Regions from separate parts of the Mus musculus genome. Here region 1 is linked to region 2. Evidence: chromatin loops called from intact Hi-C (ENCODE). Cell type or tissue: left cerebral cortex. All regions are shown on one strand. Links, peaks and the distances in the headings refer to the core of each region. The heading gives the core; the rest is flanking DNA.

Region 1 (8,344 bases), core at 199-8,198, 1.7 Mb before region 2:
CAAGGCTTCATAGAGTCACTTGGTTATGTCACTTGAGTATGTACAGACTCTGTTACCCTGAAGGCAACCAGGTCTTGGGGCCCAATATTTAGCATTACAACATAAGCAAAAGATCAAATCTCAACAAACTTCTCAATTTTTATGATTGATTATATTCTTGTCTTGCCTGTTCCCATCAGCTAGCAGAGCCCTTCCTTAGTAACTAAAGAGAATCATGGGGTCATTTTTTAACCAGTGTGAGGAAGAAAGGTCTCTATCTCTCAACCATCATGCTGATGCAACTACTACCTCTGACTAAGAAGTAGAACGTTTGCGTGCTAGGCAAGCTCTTGCTTTACTCATGTATGTCACATAGCTGCTATTTATTATATTTCCTACTGCTGAGGACGTTTCTGGTTCTAAATGTTAGAAAATAAAACTGAATGTGTAATCCTTTGATACATACTTCATCTAGTGACATGCATTATACAAACTTTTCTCTCTTAGGATTCTGATATTAGTATAACAAAGATATTAGTAACTACATACATACTTACATACTTACTTACTTACTTATTTGTGTAGCCAACACTGGCCTAGAAGCCATGGTGAACTTCCTGCCTTCACCACCCACTTGAGTGATGGAATTATAGGTAAAAGTCAGCACAATGGTTTAAAGATAGTTTTAGATAATTCCCAATTATGCTCATCAAGTATATGTGTTTCTTACAGTGTTTTTGAATATATTTGCATCGTTTAAATTATAGATCTCTATCAAATATATTAGGAAGGGGTTCTGTAGCTGTCTGTGGCTTCCTGAATAGGTCACTGTCACAAATAGGTTTAATTACCACTGCTCTTGATATGCTTTCAAAAGAGTATAAATTCATGATTGTACAAATGTCCAAGTTGTGTAATAAATGTTAAACTCTTGGATTTTCATGGACTTCTGTGATTACTATGCCTTCAGGAAAGAGAAAGTAGATCACCCAGGCTCATCAAAGTATAGTCACTATGTGTCTAAATTTAATCTGTATTGTTTTGAGAAGAATGGCCAATACAACTTTCTTCTGTAAGTTTACAATCAAACATACATTCAAACTTTCTTGATTAATATTTAAATTACAGTTGTCACATACCAAGATTCTAAGCATCATTTGAATGACAAATAAAGATATCTCACTTATTTTTTTAATAAGAATTTAAACTCTTCAGTGCTGAATTAAAATTGGAGGTCATTCCATTTCTATCTGTGTGGGTAATTTGTGGATGGCTTATGCCCTTTTCCCTAGATATTACTAGGTTTTCTCATTCATAAAGATAGGACAATCTTCAAGTATCTGAGTTCAGAAGCTACAAAAAAAAAAAAATCAATTCACCTAGTGAATTTTAATGATGTTTCATTTCATTGATTTTTTTTTTAATTTAATATGATTTCAAAAATATCACTGAGAAGAACTCAGAGTATTTTCCTGACTACAGACAGGGAGAAGCCTATATAAAGGTGCTTTACTTAAAGCAAAAGTATGCTGTGCCCTGAGTAACAGACTAAAGCTATTTGACAGCAGTTGGTTTGTAACTGAAATGTTTCTAGCCTTTTTAAAGATGAGAGGAAATAATATTCATAGCTCACTGAAAGAGGAATTTACATAAGGAGGCCATAATTACCCAAGTAAGACCTTGTCACAGAAACTTGGGAAGGTTAACGATCATAATGATAATTAAAATGCAGAGGATTTGTAGAGCACTTATTTGTTTTCCTGAGAGCTCAGCTACTTCTAGCGTATTCTTCTCATTGATCTCACTATGATAGCTATCTAACAAGCAGGCTAACTATCTTAGAATAATGGCTAGAAACGTGTGAACGGCTAGAACCATTACTGATCATAAGCATCTGGTGTCAGCCACACCTGAAAGGCGGAACCTCCTGTGACACAGCGGTTTGAAACATCTTTTCAGGTCACCAGTGTAAGACTGACTCTGAGGAAAGAGTGCCACCTACTGAATTGAACTTCCCGGGTCCCCTCCAAGGGCTGGTTTCCCAGCCTCAGTCAGCACTGCCCTAACATGTGTAACTCTAAAAAAATAATGAGATTGCTGTGCAGTGCGTTAAATCAAAATACTATCTTTGTTTTCCCGGTGTCAATCAATTTAATGATCTAGCAGGCACATCTATAGATTAACTATTTCACTCATAAGCTCTGCGTTTCACAGAGCAATATAAAAATATTAAATAAATCTAATTTTCCTAATGCAGTAAATTTTCCAAATACGCGAATGTCTATCAAACTGACCACAAGGGGGAGCCAGTATGTAACTTCTTATGGGGCATGAGTGTTGAGATAATGGATTTAGTGTAACTTGCTCTTTTTGGCTGGCAAGACAAAAAAAAAAAAAAAACATAAATATGATACTTGTAATCTGTTGTGATGAAAGTAATGTTACGTTATGTTAATATTAATGTACACAATTTAACCTAAATCCCCTTTTAATATGTATTAATAGATTTGGCATGGAGTAACATTTGGGGGTTTCTCCACATCAAATAATATATTAATATGCATTTTAAAACGTGGCAGCTTATTTTATCAACTTAACATAAACATATTCACACTCACCTGTATTCACACGCACACTCATACACACACACACATACACACACAAAACTATTTCATACTAAAGAGCATTTAATTGTAAATTTTAAATAAAGAAATTTTATGCTTAAATTCTAAATTAGTCTCTAAAACTCAGAATATTTCTCCTAAGATGCATTAGAGTACTTCAGTTGATCATTGATTATTAATTTACCAATATTTCTTCTTACCTATACATTTTAGAATTTACTGAAAATGTACAGATGCTGGTTTTAAGTTTACTTCATTCATTTTGTGAATTGTGAATGAATTCCTCACAGGTTTAGTTTGCATGTCTTTGCTGAGTTAATCCTATGGTTCCATTATTAACATTGTAGTAAGGAAAATACATATACCTGCATATGCTATCATATTGTAACATACTCTAACAGAAATATTATTTAGAAGAAAATTTAAATTTTCCTAATAGTGGTTTTTTCATAATTTTAATAAAAAGTGGACAAATTTCATATTTAATTTGCATTACTAATTTTATATACTTTATGCATTTAGAATGTATTGAGTATGAGAGAATTCTTTTAAAATATTTAAATTATAAAACATTTTTCCTGAAGCATAAAATTTACATTTAATTTACATTGCTCTATCTAATTTATATTCATCATTGAGGAAGGAGAAAGACTTGGGAGTAGTGTGGTTTCATCACTGGTTAAAAGACAGTGCTTTGACTAAAGTCAGCAAACAGTCAACAGTAATATAAGATGGGAGTCATAGATGTCTTTAAAAGAGGAGAGGCACTAGCTATAAACACAATACTTCATGCTTTTGAGAATTTGAATTTGATATGGTTTTGGTTTCCTGCTATTTAAGCCTTATGCTATTAAATTTGGCTTGAAATGTTTCATACAAAATTTACTGCACAAAACCAGATAATGAAATGATAAAGACAGAAATATAAAAATGTTTTTTTTAATCATGTAAGTAATGGCTGTACAGAAAATGGCAGCTTCGTTTCCTTCAGAGTTATATATTATTAAGTTTAAGATTATAGCAAAGCAGGATAAATTACAGGAGACTTATATAGCAGTGATCCTGGCTTCAGGAATAAACTCTTAAAACTATATCTAAAACACATAATTATGCATTCTTAAAGAGTGTCTCTGAGCTGAAGTTACATAAATTATATAAACTTCCATGAAGTCCTATTTTGAGATTTTTTCCTTAATTCTGTGAAGTCAATTATGAGACCGACATAGCAGTATTTGCTCCTCTTTATTAATTAGCCTATAAAATGAACCTGCAATATTTAAAGCAATTCCAATGCATCAATCAAGTTACCTTCAAACTCAACTTACCCACCCTATTTTATTAATTAATCAAATGTTAAGTCTTCTACAAGACTTGTTCTCAGTGAGTGGTCCCACATAGATTCTAGCTAAGCAAACTTAAAGTAATTCCAATGCATCAATCAATTTACCTTTAAACTCAACTTACCCACCCTATTTTATTAATTAATCAAATGTTAAGTCTTTTACAAGACTTGTTCTCAGTGAGTGGTCACACATAGATTGTAGCTAAGCAAACTAGATCTTGAGATGGTCAGAATATATGAATTTACATAGAGAAGGGTAACGTGTTGGATTAGAGTTGAATCTGGTTTGAAACTACAAACACTGATTATCAACCCAGCTGCTCTGGAAAACTCTGACATTGCTTTAGTATACGCAGGTCATGACAGACTTCTGAACTCCTTGGCTTGGTGGAGTATGAGACACGGCCTTCAATGCTACAAAGCCGTGATGCTTTTGAACTACCTAATACACTTACATCATCTTTTCTATTCCAGTGGAGCTCAATAGTTTTAAGATAATGAATAAGAAAATTTTAAATAAATATGATGTGAACACAAAATATGCTTGGAAGAAAGAAAAAGACAGACTTTGAAAACCTTTAACGATTTCTTTTTAGAGTTAAATGTGATTGTCACAACTGATTGGAAATAAGCCAAACAACTTGTACTAAGCTATCAGTCAGTTTCATTGCTGGTTAAGGAAAAAAAACAGGTATAAATCATCACTACAAATAGTTACTTAGGATACATGTCAGTACTCAACAACCATGTCGGATACTACAGCAACAAGAAATATAAGAAACATACTTGTGTTCTTTTTATTCTTGGAAGATGCCCTAAAGCATTCACCATATACACACAGTTCTTTCAGCAAACACTGGGGGGCGGTGTGGCATAATTACTCTGGGGAGGGGGAGTCTAAGCAAATGTATTCTTCTAAGGATATATTTTTCCTGTCACCAAGACCTTTCCTAGGCATTGTGTTTCCAATCTCCCTTCAACTGCATAGCACTATGTTGAATTAAGCCTAATCAATACACCCCAGCCTTCCTTGGAATTGTTTTATTGTTTTATTTTTGCACCATAGTGAAAGTCAAAGACGTCTAATTACTATGCGATTAAAATAAGCTTAAAGTGGTCGTTTTTAAAAGGTAATTCACAGTGTTTCTGAAGATATATCTAAGAGCTACTGCTCTTGTTTAGCTTTGCAAAGTGCTGGTGTTTATCCTTAGAACTCAGGCAGGGTGCGAGGAGAGGGAGATACAAAATAAAAATTGATAAATGAATGTGTGAATGTGTGTTCACTATGCCATAGGCAGTTTCTGGTTATAAAGATTACAAGAATCAACTTCCAAAGCACATGCATTGGACCAATATTTCTAACCAGAGAGACATAAAGAAAGCTATGGCTATATAAGACTTTGTGGTTAAAGACAACTTAGCAAAACAGCCTTTACTTTGGCAAGACTGAGTCCTCTGTGGACTACAAACATATATGCTAAACAACCTATTTAGGGAAGACAAGAAAGGAACATTTTTGAATTTGAAGGTCTGACTAAAAAGATCTTCTCTTTGAATTTTTGAGCTGTTGGTCTCTCAAGGGAATGGTACATTTGGAATGAGACCAGACTGCAAAATCAGACTATATGTTATCTCCTTGAAGCTCTGGGAAATTAATAGCTCCTTGATCTGAACCTTTAAGCAAGTATCCCCAAAACAATATTCAGAGCATTCTTGTAATTGGTCTGGATTTGATTTTCTTTGAAATTCTGAATGATTCATGTTACATATTTTTATAGTAGTCATTCACAATTTATAAATGGCAACTTAACTTCAGTATTTATGAACTACAATCAATACTGTCGCAATCAAAATACTCACCTTCTCTATTTCAACGGATTGTTTTCCTTTGTCCCTCTTAACTCTGCTCCAGAACTGCTAGATCAGAACCAAAACTGATCGTAACTTGTGGATGTTTGTGAAAGCAGTTCAGACAAAAGCAAGCTTTGAGATTCTAAAGCTGGAGATGAGAAATTTAGAATGGGGGGGGGGAGGAGGAAGAGGAGGGAGAGGAAGAGGAGGAAGAAGAGAGAGAGACAAAGAGACAGAGAGAGAATATTTAAACAAACATCATTCAATCTGGTATAAGTTCTTGCCTAAGTTCAGCTTCTATGAATAGGAGACTTTATACATATTAGCAATGCTATTTGATTTGAAAAAAATATCAAATTGCTATTTGGAATTTTAGTAAGATGAACAGAAGTGAATTAGACACCAAAGCTAGGGACATTAAGGGACATTGGATTACCTTGAATGTGGGCTGTGATAGGAGATGGTTAAAAGGTAGAAGTCTAAACACTGTTCAACCAGATTTCAGTTTCATGGAGCTGCAAAACATGTCTTAAGAGAGGCTTGTTCCCTCCTTCGAGACACTGCCTCTCTCTCCACCGGCGTCTGCTTTTCTTCTGAAACACTTTCATAATCAAGTGACTTTCCTTGCATGGGTGCCTGGGGACAGCGGGGATTTCTCTGAGGATGAAGAAAGTTACATATTGATTACAGTTGCTTGCGGCGTGTTTGCTCCCGAGCTAGCTAGCACAGACAGATCTCTAACACTGCACTTTCCTGGCGTTCACCGAAATAAACATCCCACCGTGAGAAAACGCGTACATACACCACACACACACACACACACACACACACACACACGCTCTCTCTCTCTCTCTCTCTCTCTCTCTCTCTCTCTCTCTCTCTCTCTCTCTCTCTCGCTCTCTCTCGGGCGCGCGCACGCATGCGCGCGCACGCACCCACTCCGCACCTCCAGATGAGTGCACAAGGAGTCAGAAAATCCGCAACTCCCTTGGCCCAGTGTTTGTGTGTGTGTGTGTGTGTGTGTGTGTGTCTGTGTGTGTCTGTGTGTAAGCTGACGACGTGGGTTGGTGTGTGGACTAGAAGGCACCAGGAAGACCGCAGCTGCCTCTCTCTGCAAAGTATACGGTGATTCCCCACGCCTGGCTTTACATCCTATCCCCAGTTGAAATCAAATCACTGCCAAACTTTTCTCTTTCTAGAGGAAGACACCCTCTAAACACCAGGGCTACCACGGCTCAGCCCTGGGCGCCGCCGCCGAGACTTAGCGCGGGCTCTGCGGGCCTTGATGCTCTCCGGTCGGACTCAAGCTAGTCAATGACTCTAAAGAGCTGGGGCTGCTGGCCCCGCCCCCGCCTGCCGTTTCTCCGCCTCCCATTGGGCGTGGGCCGAGAAGGCAGGGTCTGGCTCCCCACGCCGATTGGCTGGCAGAGAATCAGTATCAATGTTTAAGCGGCGGCGTGAGGTGAATAGAGTCAGTCAGCAAGAGACGCTGGGGAGAGAATCCGGACTGCGAGCCCGGCGGCTGCCGCAGCGGAGGAGGGCGGCTCGGAGACGGTACTCCAACTGTTGAATTGAATTTTTCACCTTCCATTTCCTCCGCGTCTTGGCTGGCGGAGATGGATTTATTCGGTTTGAAACCTGCACGTCTTTCTCAGGCTTTGGGGTGATCCTGACAGGCACCGCACTAGACTGAAAGAGACCACTCGTGACAGAAAAAAAAAAAAGGAGGAATTAAAATTTAAAAAAAACCTCCACAACAGACTGCACAATTAGCTATGCACACCGATGCTGGACTTTGTGAACAGAGACCGTTGGGAGGAAAATCTTGAACTATGATCCTGGGCTAAGCTGTGAATCATTACTGGAAACGTGCCCCCACCCCTAAGACTGAGAGATTTGGGGGCATCTCACGCCTAACCAAGTGGAAAGGTTTTTTTTAAAAAACAAATAAATATTCGTAAGCAAAGCAGACGCCTTGTTTTGCAGAGCCTCGGACTCCGGCCGAAAGAGGTAGAGTAAAAGTGTTCCTGGATTCAGCTTTGCCTTCCTCCCCCCACGCTTTTTCTCGTTTTTCTTCCCCCACCCCCGACGTGATTCCGGCTTTTTTGTTGTTGTTGTTTGTTTTTTTTTTGTTTTTGTTTTTGTTTTTCCTATTGAGTGGTCAGAGAAAGCCTTAAGAAGAAGCCTCAACTAAGGACTGCGAAGGGAGGACCGTGAGGGGAGAGTGAATACGATTCGTTCCGCTGCTTCTGACTCATCCCGCAGATGAGAACACCTGCATTTCTGGATGTGTCATTCCCGTATACCGAGGCGCTGGGAGAAGCGGAAATAATGTGTAGATCAACCCGTGCCTAACCTCCCCTCGGAGGTGGAGGAGGTAGTTTCCCCGGGTGGGCGCCCTGGCAGAACCGCGGTGGCTGCAGCTCCTCACCCTCTCTGCCTTTCCCAAGTCGACCAGAGACCGTGTGTGAGCCAGACTGCAGAATGCATCACGCCAAGCCTTGATGTATTCCGTCGACTCTACTCCTCCAATTTAAAATAATAATAA
Region 2 (8,344 bases), core at 132-8,131:
CCAGTTTGGTGGATTTGACTGTAATTTTCTATATAGACTAAGACATGCCCAAAAAAGGATTTGTGGTTTCTTCAGAAGGGGAAGTGTCCCCACCAAATGTCCCATGAATGCGCAGCTGCTTCAAGTTTTTGGGCACCTGCGGCAAAACCCCATGAGTGCCATTTCACAAGGGAAAGAGAGCTCTGGGCTTGTTGCCCATACATTACTACTCTTAACTAGGAATTGAGATTCCCTCTAGTACTTCCAGCTGGCAATATTCAGTACAGAGGTAAAATTAGGTCCAGAGGGAAGCTAATATCCAGATGCTGAGAAATCCCTTATCCCAAACAGAATTCATCATTTAGTACAGAAGAGAGACACAAGCAAGAGCCAATTTATAGGAGACTATAAATGCACCAACTTGAGTTCTGTGCTATGCTTCCTCTCCTAGTGTCTACTTCCATCCCACACTTCACATCCCATCCAGTCCTTCAGTACAGGGAAGGAAGTAATGAGAGAATACCGGCAACTCTTCTCACATGGTTAAGTTATTCCTGGGCTAATGATGTTAAATTGACATTTGCAAAAAATAAACAATGACTTTAACCAAGTATTTTTATCATGTATATGTCAGATGTTTTCATGCTCCTTTTTCATTATTTACTTATATATTTAGAAATCTATAAATACTTGAAATTACATATTGAATAAACAAAATCAGTAAAAGTTTAATGGCACTGAATTTGGGACTATGGAAAATAGAAGAAGAATAAAAAAAAAAAAAGAACTTAGGATCCAAAATCACATAAACAGAGTCCCGGTATCAGCTCTATATTTCAAAGTCTGTAAGGCAGGATGCCTAAGTTACCAACACCTGGTTGTTCTCATGTATAGTAATTCCATCACCTCTGAAGAATTATGCTTATAAGCACACAATCAATTCCATGTGCATTCTTAGTATATTAGGACTTGCCATGGGAATAAAACCAATAAAATGTATATAGTACAAAGTGATGTATTAGATTGAGTAAAAGGACAGAACCTGTCTATTCCAACAATATCTGTCTGTACGCTGGAGAGGCTGAGAAACAAGTAACTATTCAGGCCATGAAATGGGACACCTGAGTGTTGCTAAACCTTGCTAGAGCCTAAAGCTAGTTCCCAGAAGAGCCACTAGAAAGCCAATGAAGCTGGAGTTGGCACACATTGGCTGTAGCAGAATTTCACATTAACAAAGACTAGCAAGTAGCCAAGTAACACTGGGCTCTTTTTGGGGGCGAAGGGTGTTGGTTGGAAGGAGCAACCAACATTAGGGAAGTTTTCCTTATTAAGGCAGTCCTTCCTTTACAAACTGACCCAGTCATTGCCTTCCAATGCCCTTAATACTAGTCCACTGGGTGAATATTCTTCCTTCCTTCCCTCCTTCCTTCTTTCCTTCCTTCCTTCCTTCTTTCTTTCTGTCTGTCTGTCTGTCTGTCTGTCTGTCTGTCTGTCTGTCTTTCAATCAGAGAGATGACTCTGGGATTAAGAGCACTTGCTCTTTTTTGTCAAGAACATGAGTTCTGTTCTCAGAACCCATGTTAGGAGGCTCACAAGTGTCTGCAACTTCAGCTCTAGGAGATCTAACACCTTCTTTTGTCCTCCACAGGCATCTACACACACATGAACACACACACAAATAAAAAACAAAAATAATTTTTAAATGAAAGTTTGAATGGAATTGGCAAATAGGTTATTTTGTCCAGCAAGTGTTTTTATTGCGTAGGAAGAAGTGGGGTCAAGCAGGTGTTGACAGTATAATTGCTGCCTATGTATCACATGCGCTCTTGCAGTGTCTTGACTTTCCATCACCAATTCGAAAAATAAATTACCTTGAGCTCCTAATGTTTAATCTCAGATATGTTTTGGTACTTGTTACTCATGCAGTTATACATACTCACCTGAACAAGTCAGAGAACACAGCCCGAAGTTGAGGCATTTCAAGCAGGATGCACACATCATGTTTGTAGATGGCTTTGATGTCCTTCTAGCCCAGTTTACTCACAGGGCCAGAAGTCTCTTCTGTGGTCCTCACTCCCCTCCAGTTATTTACCACAGTTCAGGAATGGGGCATATGAACCACCTGGGAAGGAAATGCTGCTGGTTGCTATTTACCTGAGTAGCATGAGCCAGTCTGAATTAACATATTCGGGATTCTGTAAGGATGCAGAGGGCTTGCGGCTTGCTTCTGTGTTGTTTGTTTGACAGCTGCTATTTTCTTGCTCTTGTGAGGTTCTGTATGAATAAACCTTCGCTGATGTGTTTGCAAGTTTTCCTCTCATCTAAAACATTTGTAAAAAGAGAAAATCCTTTTCTCGGAGGTTGAGGAGATGGCTCTATCGTTAAGAGTTCTTGCTGTTCCTGTAGAGGACCTGAATTTGATTCACATTTATATCTGGTAGCTCTCATCCTCCTGTCATACCATAGTTCTGACTCCCTTCATTGACACTGATAGGCACATGTACATACATACAAAAGGACAGACACACAGACACACACACACACACCTTTTTTGTGCCTCCCTAAACCCCTAGATAAGCAGTTACAGACATACCCTATGCCCTATGTAATCCTCTCAGTCCTAATTTCCAGCATCATCTTGACAAAAGCATATTATATACACCATAGTCCAAAAAAACAGAGTAAACTGCACAGTTGATTTTTTAAAATTGCCTTCCATATCAACTTACAAATAGTGTAATTATCTACTATAATGCAACTTCTCAAATTACTTGAAATGAAGATCTAATTATAAATGAATAAAACTGTAAAACTCAATAAAAATACATTTTAGAAGAAAATAAATCCATAGACATGAGAACATTCAATCTTCTGATTTTATGATTAATTCAACAGATGGGGAATGCCCTATCAAATTACTATAGACATTTCTAAGCACTGGATTCTCAGTCTCTAAGTTTCAGAACAAGCAGTATGAGCCAACACTGATTCACCAACTGATTCAAAGTCAGAGCCTAGACGTTGGCCATTATCTCATTACAGCCTGTGATGGAGAATGGTGTGGTTTTTGCTCCCTTTTTTGGCCTCACTTCTGAAACATTAACAAGTGAGCAGCTCTGCTCTGTCATACGCTCCCTGGGAGAATTTTCATGTCTTCCTCAAGGTGAAGTCAGCAGGAACCAAGCAAGCAAAATGAATTTCTGAAACTAGGAGCAGAAACACAACAGCTTACCTTTTTGCACAATGACAGAAATGTGACTAACACACCAAGATGGGCAAAGAATGGTTTATAAAACTGCACAAGTCTTCATATCCCTCCTCCTCATTTTCATGAGTAATTGAAATTAAACACATAACTTCTAAGAAAAGACTATGACTTATGCTAAATGCCTAACAACAGGGTAGATATTAACACCCCACACATTCTAATGCACTCGGGGAGAATTTGTCTCATTTGAAAAAGAAAAAAGTGGCAGTGCCAAATTTATTAAGCCTGGCATTTGACTACTTTCTCAGTGGTAAAAGAAACTCTTAAATGTAGGTATTATCTCAGGGAAATCAAGGCAAGTCAAATTGTCCTGTAGTAGAGCTAGACACTAAATCCTGATTTCTTTGAAATCTGATGTTCTTTTTAGCACTTTCTTCTCCTACTGTGAAAATCTAAGATTGTTACATCGACGTGAATCATTTTAACATGTAGTTATCTGCATTTTCTATCACAAAGATCTCATTGTTACAGTTCATCTGATTGCTGTTTAATTATTCATGTATACATTTATTTTTCACTTTTAATGAGAGCATACGCTCTTTGAAGGCAAGGACTTAGTCTCTTCATTTTTGATTTTTATGCTGTCCAATGTATAGTGAAAAGCGTAACTCAACATTCAGCTAAATAGAACAAGGAAACTCACTTGATTTACTTACTTGTTGTTAGTTAAATATCCTTGGTACATAGTATAATTCTCTCAAAGAGAAGAAAGAAGGAAGACAAACTCTTATTTCTACTTAAAAGTAGAAAATACACTAAACATAAGATAAAATTTGGCTATATAATTTTAATTCTCTGTCACATTTATAAAGACTTTCCCATCACTTCAAAATCAATTTTTAATATAATGGTCAAATACACACAGCTGAGCCATTACAGCTTTTTTTTTTTTTTCCCCTTAAACTGGGATATTGCAGTAATTAATCTCAGAAGCATTTTGGAAGACCCTGATGGCAATGGCTGAATTTAATCTTTGGTCAATAAGGACCCTGTGGATATTAACATGACTACCCCAGCTGTCAGTCGCACTTCATGAAGGGACTGTTGAGCCACACTGGGTAGTTTTCCAATGCGTTCCACCATCTTGGATCCACTCCTCAGTTGACAGAATCTGTATGGCTGCTTTAAAGCTTTTACATTTTATTTTGCCAAAGCCTCCTTAAACATTGCCTATGCACAGTGAAGCTTTTTCAAACAAATCAGAGCTTTTTATATCTCCAAAGCAGCTGTGCGGACTTTACACTTTCACAAAGGAGCTAAGAGATGGAGGCTCCAAAGAGTGGCTTATGGGAGTCTTTGTACTCACAAATTAAATGTCTTAATAAGTTTATTCATGTAAACAAAATAAGAAAGAATGATAAAAGCCATGAAAATAATTTACTATCTTTGCCAGTGTAATTAAATCAATGGGTTGCTTCGACTCCTGTGGAGAAGAAAAACAAAACTAAGCAACAACAGTACTCTAAAATCTCACGTGCTAAAAAATTATACTTCTACTCCTAACTAAGGCTTTAGGCAAAATTTAATTAATCAAATTATTAAATAATTATATAATTCTACAAGTTTTCCTAAGTACACTGTCACCCTTAGACTGCATTATTAAAGTAAAGACAGGCAAAATAATATTGTCAAATATTATAAACAAGATCTCACAACTTAGTAAAATTCTTATTATATTTGAATAATTGAAATTGAATATATAATTTCAAAGCAAAGGTTGTTATTTTTGTCAGCTATTTATTGCCCAGAAGGTATGAAACCTCCTCTTCTATCACCTGTGGCAATAAATTCCAATATATTTATGGTAACCCTAATTTTTAAGCCAGATATTTTCATTGGGATACTATAGGCTTAAAAGAAATAATCTTTATCATTTTATTGATTCAATCATCCCCATCAATAACCAATGTTTGGAAATTTCATCAAGTTAACATTAAATTTCTCAACCCAGATTGATATGTAAGATTCTTCATGACGTGAAACATATGTCCAAATAAGTGAGCTGTAGAGTTGGTAAGAAGGAAGATGACCTCGAGGAATGCAGACATGAATCAATGGTTAGAAGCACATACTGCTCTCATAGGTGACCTAAGTTTGACTTCCAGCACCCTGTTTGGGTTTCAGCTTTAGAGAAGCCTATACCTCCGGCCTCCAGGAGTGCCTGCACTCAGGTGCACATATCCATACACAAACACATACATATAATTCAAAATAAAAATGAAATATTTAAAAATTTAATAATGATAAACATTTGAAAATAGAACTTATAAGAGATGAGATGCTGTCCATAGAATGTCTATATTTCTTTTGCTTATCATTTCTTGATGTACTTCCCAGAAATAAGTGTATTGTTTTCTTGTTCTTATTTTAGGGCACTCAGCAGATTCTTGTGAATATTATCAAATGAATGAATAACTAAGTGAAAATACAGAATGTCTTACATTCTGTCATACGGAATGTTATTATTTTTTCTATTTCATCTTCATATGGTTTCCCAAATAGTAGACACTGAAGAAAAAATTGTTTTGTATTGAGGTGGCATTCCTAACATTTCTAACCCCTCCCAAAGGACCATAAAGCATTTGTACCCATCTGCTGACACCTGAGTTTTTTATCTTAGCCATTCTGACTGGTGTGAGGTAGATTCTCAGGGTGGTATGTATTCATTTGCATTTCCCTGATGACTAAGGATGTTGAACATTAGGTATTTCTGAGCCCTTCTCTGTTAGCTCTGTTTCCCAGTTTTTAATAGGGTTATTTGGTTTTCTGGAGTCTGACTTCTTGAGTTCTTTGCATATATTAGATATTGTATATATTAGATGTGAGTTTTTACAGATCTTTTCCCAATCTGTTGGTTGCTGTTTTGTCCTATTACAGTGTCCTTTCTTTGCTTTACAGAAGCTTTGCAGTTTTTTTTTTGTTTTGTTTTGTTTTGTTTGGTTTGGTTTGGTTTTTTGTTTGATTGTTTGTTTTATTAATTAGATATTTTCTTCATTTAAATTTCCAATGCTACATAAGTCCCCCAAACCACCCCCTACTTCCCTCCCCCCCCACTCCCACTTCTTGGCCCTGGAGTTCCCCTGTACTGAGGCATATAAAGTTTGCAAGACCAATGGGCCTCTCTTTCCACTGATGGCCGATTAGGCCATCTTTTGATACATATGCAGCTAGAGTCAAGAGCTCCAGGGTACTGGTTAGTTCATAATGTTGTTCCAACTATAGGGTTGCAGACCCCTTTAGCTCCTTGGGTACTTTCTCTAGATCCTCCATTGGGGGCCCTGTGATCCATCTGTGAGCCTCCACCTATGTGTTTGCTAGGCCCCGGCATAGCCTCGCAAGAGACAGCTATATCAGGGTCCTTTCAGTAACATCTTGCTAGTGTGTGCAGTGCTGTCAGCGTTTGGGGGCTGATTATGGGATGGATCCCCGGATATGGCAGTCTCTAGATGGTCGATCCTTTCATCTCAGCTCCAATCTTTGTATCTGTAATTCCTTCCATGGGTGTTTTGTTCCCAATTCTAAAAAGGAGTAAAGTGTCCACACTTTCATCTCCGTTCTTCTTGAGTTTCATGTGTTTTGCAAATTGTATCTTGTATCTTGGGTATTCTAAGTTTCTGGGCTAATATCCAGTTATCAATGAGTACATATCATGTGAGTTCTTTTGTGATTGGGTTACCTCACTCAGGATGATGCCCTTCAGGCCCATCCATTTGCCTAGGAATTTCATAAATTCATTCTTTTTAATTGCTGAGTAGTACTCCATTGTGTAAATGTACCACATTTTCTGTATCCATTCCTCTGTTGAGGGGCATCTAGGTTCTTTCCAGCTTCTGGCTATTACAAATAAGGCTGCTATGAACATAGTTGAGCATGTGTCCTTCTTACGAGTGAGGTCCCATTTGTCAAGTCTTGATCTTAGAGCATAAGCCATTGGTGTTCTGTTTAGGAACATTTCCATCACTTTATTTACATTTTAAAAAGCTCTTTTGCAACACCTTTACTATGTGTAGTTTAAATAGTATACATTCAGTTATTGTAAGATCCACTGTATGATATAGGGGAGGATCCTAACATATGTGGGTGTAAATACACATTTTACAAAACACAGGAGAAATGAATTTGCTCATAATGGCCAGGTAAAGCTAAAATCAACAGTGGAAAAAAATAAAACATGCCCCATGAGATGAATTTATCAAAACCTGGAGGATGATGGAATCCTGAACAACAAGCAGCCTAGTTTTACAAAAGAGCAAGTCATCTCCGACACAATCAATAGCTCTTTTCAGCAGACTGACAAAATTAAAGGACAGAGGGAATCTGGAAATGCTGCCTATTTGCACTCTCACAATGTGTTTAACGCGCACCCAGCACATTTTCAATTCAACTGTAGATAAAACTGATTCAACCATGAATGCTTTCTAAAAGGATCTGACAAAAAAAAAAAAAGAAAAAAAAAGAAGGTAAAATGTCATCGATAATGACAATGCAGGCTGTTGTGGGATGCTGGAGTTAATAAAGATGATTCTCTGCAGATCCAAACTGATCAAACGGGGAAAGGATATCGGAATTGTATTCATGCTTGTTGAATAGCACATTTCATAGAGCACAATTAGGTAGATTCAAAAACCACAATGGATACAGAAAAGACAAGGATGTTAGGTGCGCCCTCTGTGATGACTCTTGAGATCTGGACAGAAAGAAAAAAAAATGCAGACTTTAGGAAAGTGAATCCCTCAGGACAGAGAACTGACTTGAGCTGTGTTCTTACTTGGCTTTCTTTAAGGGCGTTCATCCACAATTTGAAGTGTCAGGTTTTTTTTTTTACCCTGATCCTGACTTTAACACTTCATATGATGTGATAGGAACCCTCTCACATCCACTGAATGTCTTGGATCTTGAGTCAGAGCTTGACTGACAGGTCTATTGATGCTTTATCATCTCTGACACTCCTGATCTTAGATGCAAACATAACTTCAGCTTTGGTCTACAGGGTTTCCTTTGACCTACGCTGTGGTCAGAGATAGAGATCAAGATGAGTGAATCACTAAATGCAAAGAAATGACAGGAATAATATATCGTGTGTAGAACATTCAGGCA

What was found. A loop is a pair of places that touch in the nucleus more often than their neighbours do. Peaks named below come from ENCODE experiments on the same cell type or tissue, not always from the same donor. Only the 100,000 strongest peaks of a DNase experiment are listed, where the experiment ranks them.
Region 1: it touches region 2 in a loop (7-fold over the local background); 2 of 42 quality-filtered maps call a loop at or near these places.

What each region holds. Positions count from the first base shown.
Region 1 is chr14:84,436,293-84,444,636 of GRCm38, forward strand. It overlaps Pcdh17 (protocadherin 17), which reads left to right and starts at 7,271. Exons shown (of 4, transcript NM_001013753.2): 1 at 7,271-8,344. It overlaps Gm32498 (predicted gene, 32498), which reads right to left and starts at 7,112. Exons shown (of 4, transcript NR_168882.1): 1 at 6,233-7,112; 2 at 5,806-5,944. In left cerebral cortex, for the core only: CTCF peaks have their summits at 2,273 (motif pointing right) and 4,803 (motif pointing right); DNase peaks (open chromatin) are centred at 1,994, 2,252, 4,801, 6,420 and 2 more places; H3K4me3 peaks cover 2,013 bases; H3K27ac peaks cover 1,809 bases.
Region 2 is chr14:86,150,431-86,158,774 of GRCm38, forward strand. No RefSeq gene overlaps it. Among named protein-coding and RNA genes, the nearest start is that of Gm32729, 18 kb to the right of the region's middle. In left cerebral cortex, for the core only: no CTCF peak of the experiment used is centred there; a DNase peak (open chromatin) is centred at 4,446; H3K27ac peaks cover 37 bases.